Regions from separate parts of the Mus musculus genome. Here region 1 is linked to region 2. A link is a loop called in an ENCODE intact Hi-C map of the cell type or tissue named here. Cell type or tissue: left cerebral cortex. All regions are shown on one strand.

The links. Peaks named below come from ENCODE experiments on the same cell type or tissue, not always from the same donor. Only the 100,000 strongest peaks of a DNase experiment are listed, where the experiment ranks them.
Region 1: a loop joins it to region 2, with 7 times the contacts of the local background. A loop is called at or near these places in 1 of 42 quality-filtered maps.

What each region holds. Positions count from the first base shown.
Region 1 is chr4:132,039,404-132,041,903 of GRCm38, reverse strand. The region is part of intron 1 of Epb41 (erythrocyte membrane protein band 4.1); the gene reads left to right. Among named protein-coding and RNA genes, the nearest start is that of Gm36157, 8.9 kb to the left of the region's middle. In left cerebral cortex, no CTCF peak of the experiment used is centred here; a DNase peak (open chromatin) is centred at 1,436; H3K27ac peaks cover 873 bases.
Region 2 is chr4:132,513,935-132,516,434 of GRCm38, reverse strand. n-TAagc8 (a tRNA gene) reads right to left here and starts at 427; the gene lies at 356-427. In left cerebral cortex, a CTCF peak has its summit at 1,491 (motif pointing right); DNase peaks (open chromatin) are centred at 840, 1,493 and 2,450; H3K4me3 peaks cover 1,386 bases; H3K27ac peaks cover 616 bases.

The DNA of each region.
Region 1 (2,500 bases), 470 kb after region 2:
CATTCTATAATGGTAGGGATGTTCTATACCTTTAATGTTATGGTGATTAGATGAGTTAAATATAGGAAGTCAAATGTGAATTTTTTTTTTTTCTCTTGAGGTGCTGGTGCATGCTAGGCTAGCTTCCTACTGTGAGCCACATCCTTAGGTGTCTGTGAAATACTTAGACACCAGATGCCTGGCTGTCATGATGATTTTCATAGTTAAGCCTCACCCCAGGTTACTGGAGTGTTATTAATCTCAATTCACAGTTTAGGTAACAAGTTAAAAGCTAAGTAGCTTGTCCAGAATCACACAATTGAAAATTGGCATTCAGAGTGATGAGACCTTACTGAGACCCTTTTGCTTGTCGGGGGTAAGAGCTTTGGATGTAAACCTTCTGTCAAAGCTGATGAGTTCTCTATAACTGTTGTCTTGTGAAAGTCCTTTTCTAAAGCTGTATTTGTGTGTGTGTAAAATGAGGATAATCATATTTTAGGAAATATATGCATAGTATGTGCCTATCATACAGATTTTATCAAAGGGAAAAGAGAAGAAGTGACATTTGTTTAATGTGGCTGGCTCTCCTTCCCCCTCCCTCTCTTCCTTCTTTCCTGGCAGTCTCATGTACCCCCAGGCTAGCCTTGAAACTTGCTATGTAGTTGAGGGTGACTTTGAACTTGTGACTCTGTTGCCTGCATCTCTGAAATGTTGGGATTGCAGATGTTTGCAGTCACTCTAGGTGCTCTTAAATACACACACACACACACACACACACATACATATATATATATATATATATATTGTTTTTTGTTTTTTTTTTTAGACAGTTTCTCTGTGTAACATAGCCTGGCTGTGCTGGACTAGGTTTTGTTTGTGTAGCCCTGGCTGTCTTAGAACTCACTCTGTAGACCAGGCTAGCCTCCAACTCACAGAGATCCACCTGCCTCTGTTTCCCCTGTGCTGGAATTAAAGGCATGCACCACCATCACCCAGCTCCTGCTAAGTATCTCTGATTAATTTTTACTATTGTAGTCGTGTGTATGTGTGTGTGTGTGTGTGTGTGTGTGTACACAGATGTGTATGATGTTTGCTTGTGTGGAGGCCAGAGGCAAACTGTGGCATAGTTCTCTTCTTTATATGGTTCTAGGGATTGAAGTCAGGTTGCTAGGCTTGTGTAGCTCACCTACCCTCCGAGCCTTTGTATTTTTATACCTTACTTGTACCCTTGTCTACTGAAATTGGATGTCTTTGGGTCTGTATAATGGTTGTATGCAAATATGTAATGCAGTTTTGTCCAGTGTCGATCTTTGGGTTTGATTCAGACTCACACTGTAAATTTTTTAAGTTTTTATTTGCATGTTAGCCTGTGTGTGAGTGTTCTGAAGACCCATTTCACAGCAAGTCTGGGTTTATAGCGTCATTTCCGGCTTGGTAGGACACAGTCTTGTGGTTGGTGTCCCCATTGTTGCTTTTATCTTTTGAAGCAGATGTGAAAGTAAACACACACTTGACAAACAGGAAGAGGTTTGCTCTGGGAGGGTGGCTTTTAAGGCAGCCTTTAGACAAACTGCCCGAAATCGGAAGAGTCTTGAATCTTTTTAGAAAGAAATAGTACCTCATTTTTGTGAAGTATATATTTAAAAAAATGCATTTAACCAAAATGATGACTGTACATATGTTTGTGCTTTTTATACATTTGGGGGAAGTATTATGTTCCTGTTTTCCTTTGAAAAAGAATACTGACGCATGCTTTTCTTCCTAGTGCCGAGTATCAAACTCAGGCCTCACTGAGCATGCTGCCTGCCCTCTGATCCTGATCCTGGCTTCTCTTTCTATTTGGAGGAACTTTCAACAGAGAGTTGTGGACATTTTTGGCTCTTTATGACATCTATCCTAGTAACATTGTACTTTGGGTTTTCGTTCTTAAGATAGGGAACAACACATGAATGCTCTGTAGACCAGGCTTGCCTCAAAATCATAGAGATCTTTCTGCCTCTCACTCCACAGTGCTGGGATCAGAGCTTTGTGCCAGCCACCACACCCAGCCTAAAGTTTTTCATGAGTGTGTGGGGTGTGTGTGTGTGTGTTTGTGTGTGTGTCCATGCACATGTGTATGGAGGCCCAAAGTTGACTTTGCACATCTTTGATCACACTCTACTTCCTTTGTTGAGTCAGAGTCTCTTGTTGAACCCAGAGCTAGCCAGTTCTAGTTAGTCAGCTAGCTAGTCATCGTAGAGATTCCTTGTGCCTGCCACCTGAGTGCTTAAATTACAGGTGGCTGTCACACCTGCCTTGCCGCCCTTTTATGTGGGTTCTAGGGATCTGAAGTCATGTCCTCATGCTTGCTTGGCAAGCACTTTGTCCACTTCCACAAAGAATTTGTATTGCTTTGTTGAAAATCTCCCTGCCTTCCTCCTTTCTTCTCCTTTATCTTCTTTCCCATACTTTCCAACTAGTAGTCCTTTGAGGATACACTTGTTGTCTTGTTTTTTGAAGCAGGGTCTCTCTATTCATCTCT
Region 2 (2,500 bases):
TTATTTACTTACTTACTTGTTTATTTACTTATTTATTTATTTTTGATACTAGCACTTACTGAGTTTCCGAGATAAATCACTCTGTAGCCCAGTGTGGCCTTCAACAACCATTATCATGCCATGCTTGAGGGCCTCTTTTTTTGTTTTTGTTTTTCGAGACAGGGTTTCTCTGTGTAGCCCTGGCTGTCCTGGAACTCACTCTGTAGACCAGGCTGGCCTCGAACTCAGAAATTCGCCTGCCTCTGCCTCCTGAGTGCTGGGATTAAAGGCGTGCGCCACCACGCCCGGCAAGGGCCTCTTTAATATTAAAAATGTAACACATAGAAGCACTTAAGTGTGTAAATGGATTTAAAAAAAAAAAACCTGGAGATCGAACCCAGGACCTCATGCATGCTAAGCATGCGCTCTACCACTGAGCTACATCCCCACATGCGAAAGAATGTGTAGAGATTTAAAACACCAGGGGAGGCAACACAGACTTGCAATCCCAGATACTTGGGAAGTTGTGGCAGGGCCATCATAAAGTTAAGATCAGCCTCTGGATACATAACAAGTTTGAGTTCCGGATTTGAGTTATGGGCCTGGTGTACAGACCTAGTCTCAAATATTAAGAAAAAAAAAAAAAAAAGTAAGCCTTGTGCTACCAGCTCCCTTCCTGCTCAGGGCGGGCGGAGGAGAGGCAGGCGCTGAGTTTTAGACCAATCAGAGCCCGGTTGATAGGCAGAGCAAGAAGATTTTAAAGACCTTTCAGGTCTCCTCAACAGCTTCGGAGAGTTGCCTTGTCAGCCTGGAAACATGCCTGGTCCTATCCAGAGCGTCGCTGCAGGCTCCTATTGGCTTATTCTAAACCCCGCCCACATGTCTGCTCATTGGCCGCCGCGATTTACGTAAGAAGAGCCTGTTGCTGAGCACCAAGGGGTCGGGGAGGAGTGTTGCTGCTTTTGCCGAGGATACTTTGGGGAAAAACAGCAATATAAATAACAACCCCTGCTGCCCTGTTGAAGAGTTCTGCGTTAGCTTTCGTGCTCACAACAGCCCTGCTTTGACACAGCAGGAAACAGGGGCAGAGAGAAATGACTTGTTCTGATTTCACACGGTTTAAAAAGCTAGGACTGCCTCCGCCCTTCACCCCCTCTGCCCATCATGATAGGTAGTAGGGTACCATAGGAAACAATTTTTTTAAAAATCAAGCCACTGGATCAGACTGTTAAAGTGTCGGTTGGCTGGACCTTAACATCTGGTCTCCATGCCGCAGACAGTTTTCCGAGGGTTTTTAGCGAAGCAATGGGAGAAATATTTAGGCTGTGAAGTTTTATGAAAGCTTATTCCTTGCTAGACACTTCAGAAGCCACATGGTATTTACTTAGCCACCGCATGTCTTCTTATTAAGACCTTGACGCCATGATATGGGGTTCTGTACAGAATCCTTTGGAGCGGCCCTGGAAGCCTTTTTTCAGTTCACCGGGGTTGAGCTATAGCAAGATCTGGCCTGCAGGGGGCGCTGCGGGCTCGCTCAACTGATCAAACTAGAAAAGTCCAGCTAATTGCCCCGAAAGCACCCAGAATAGATGAGCCTTCATATTTTACTAAGAAAGATGAGCTTTTCCAAACTTGACGTTTTCTATCCAAAATGTGCAGTCGAGGGAAGTGACTTTATCAAGACAAACTCTGCACGTTGATCGGAGAGAGATCTCCTTCCGAACGAACGTCCTTGATTTAGTCGATAAAACTGATTCAAGAGTTGGGAAAGGAAGGGGCTTAATTTGGTGAATAGAGACAAAAACAAGCGATCGAGTCGCTGTTAGGATCGGAGCTGACTCTGTTTCTGGGGGTCTGTAACAACTTAAAGAGGTGAAGTCAGGGTTAGTCCTTGTTCGGGACCTCACACAATGGCTGCTTTAAGGAGCAAGTGAAGGTGAGTAAGCTACTGGTGGGTGTGTGGAGTGTCTCCTTTGGTTTTATCAAGCCAATCGGAGCGAGAGGGGCTTCTCTCCTACAAGAATTCCCTGGGCAGAAACTGTGTTCTGCAATTGGGGAGTTGGAAAATAGTAAGAGTTGGGGGGGGGACCCCACAAGGAGTGATAAACCATAGTGCCTGGAATGGTTACAATGTAAAGGCATTATAATACAATGATTCAAGAATTTGATGCCATAAAATTAATTCTGAAAAAAAAAAAAAAGATGAGAATCCCATTAGGTTTTTAGTCTGACAGGGTCTGAAATTGAAGAAGTCTCAAAAAAAAAACCTTTCAGATGTGATCTAGACATGTCTCCAGGAATCAAAAGAGCTTTGGCCAATCAGTGGCTTTAACACGGCTGATGCAAGAGTCCAGAGAGTATGGCAACAGGAGGAAGAAGGAGACCTTGCCTGACCAAACACTATGCAAGGCATGGGGGAGGGGTACGGGAGGGATGCGTCCACCCAGTGTCTAGCACACCTCCCCATCCCTCACCAAGCTGGCAGAGTCACTGCTGAATTGCCACAGCCAAACCTAGCCAC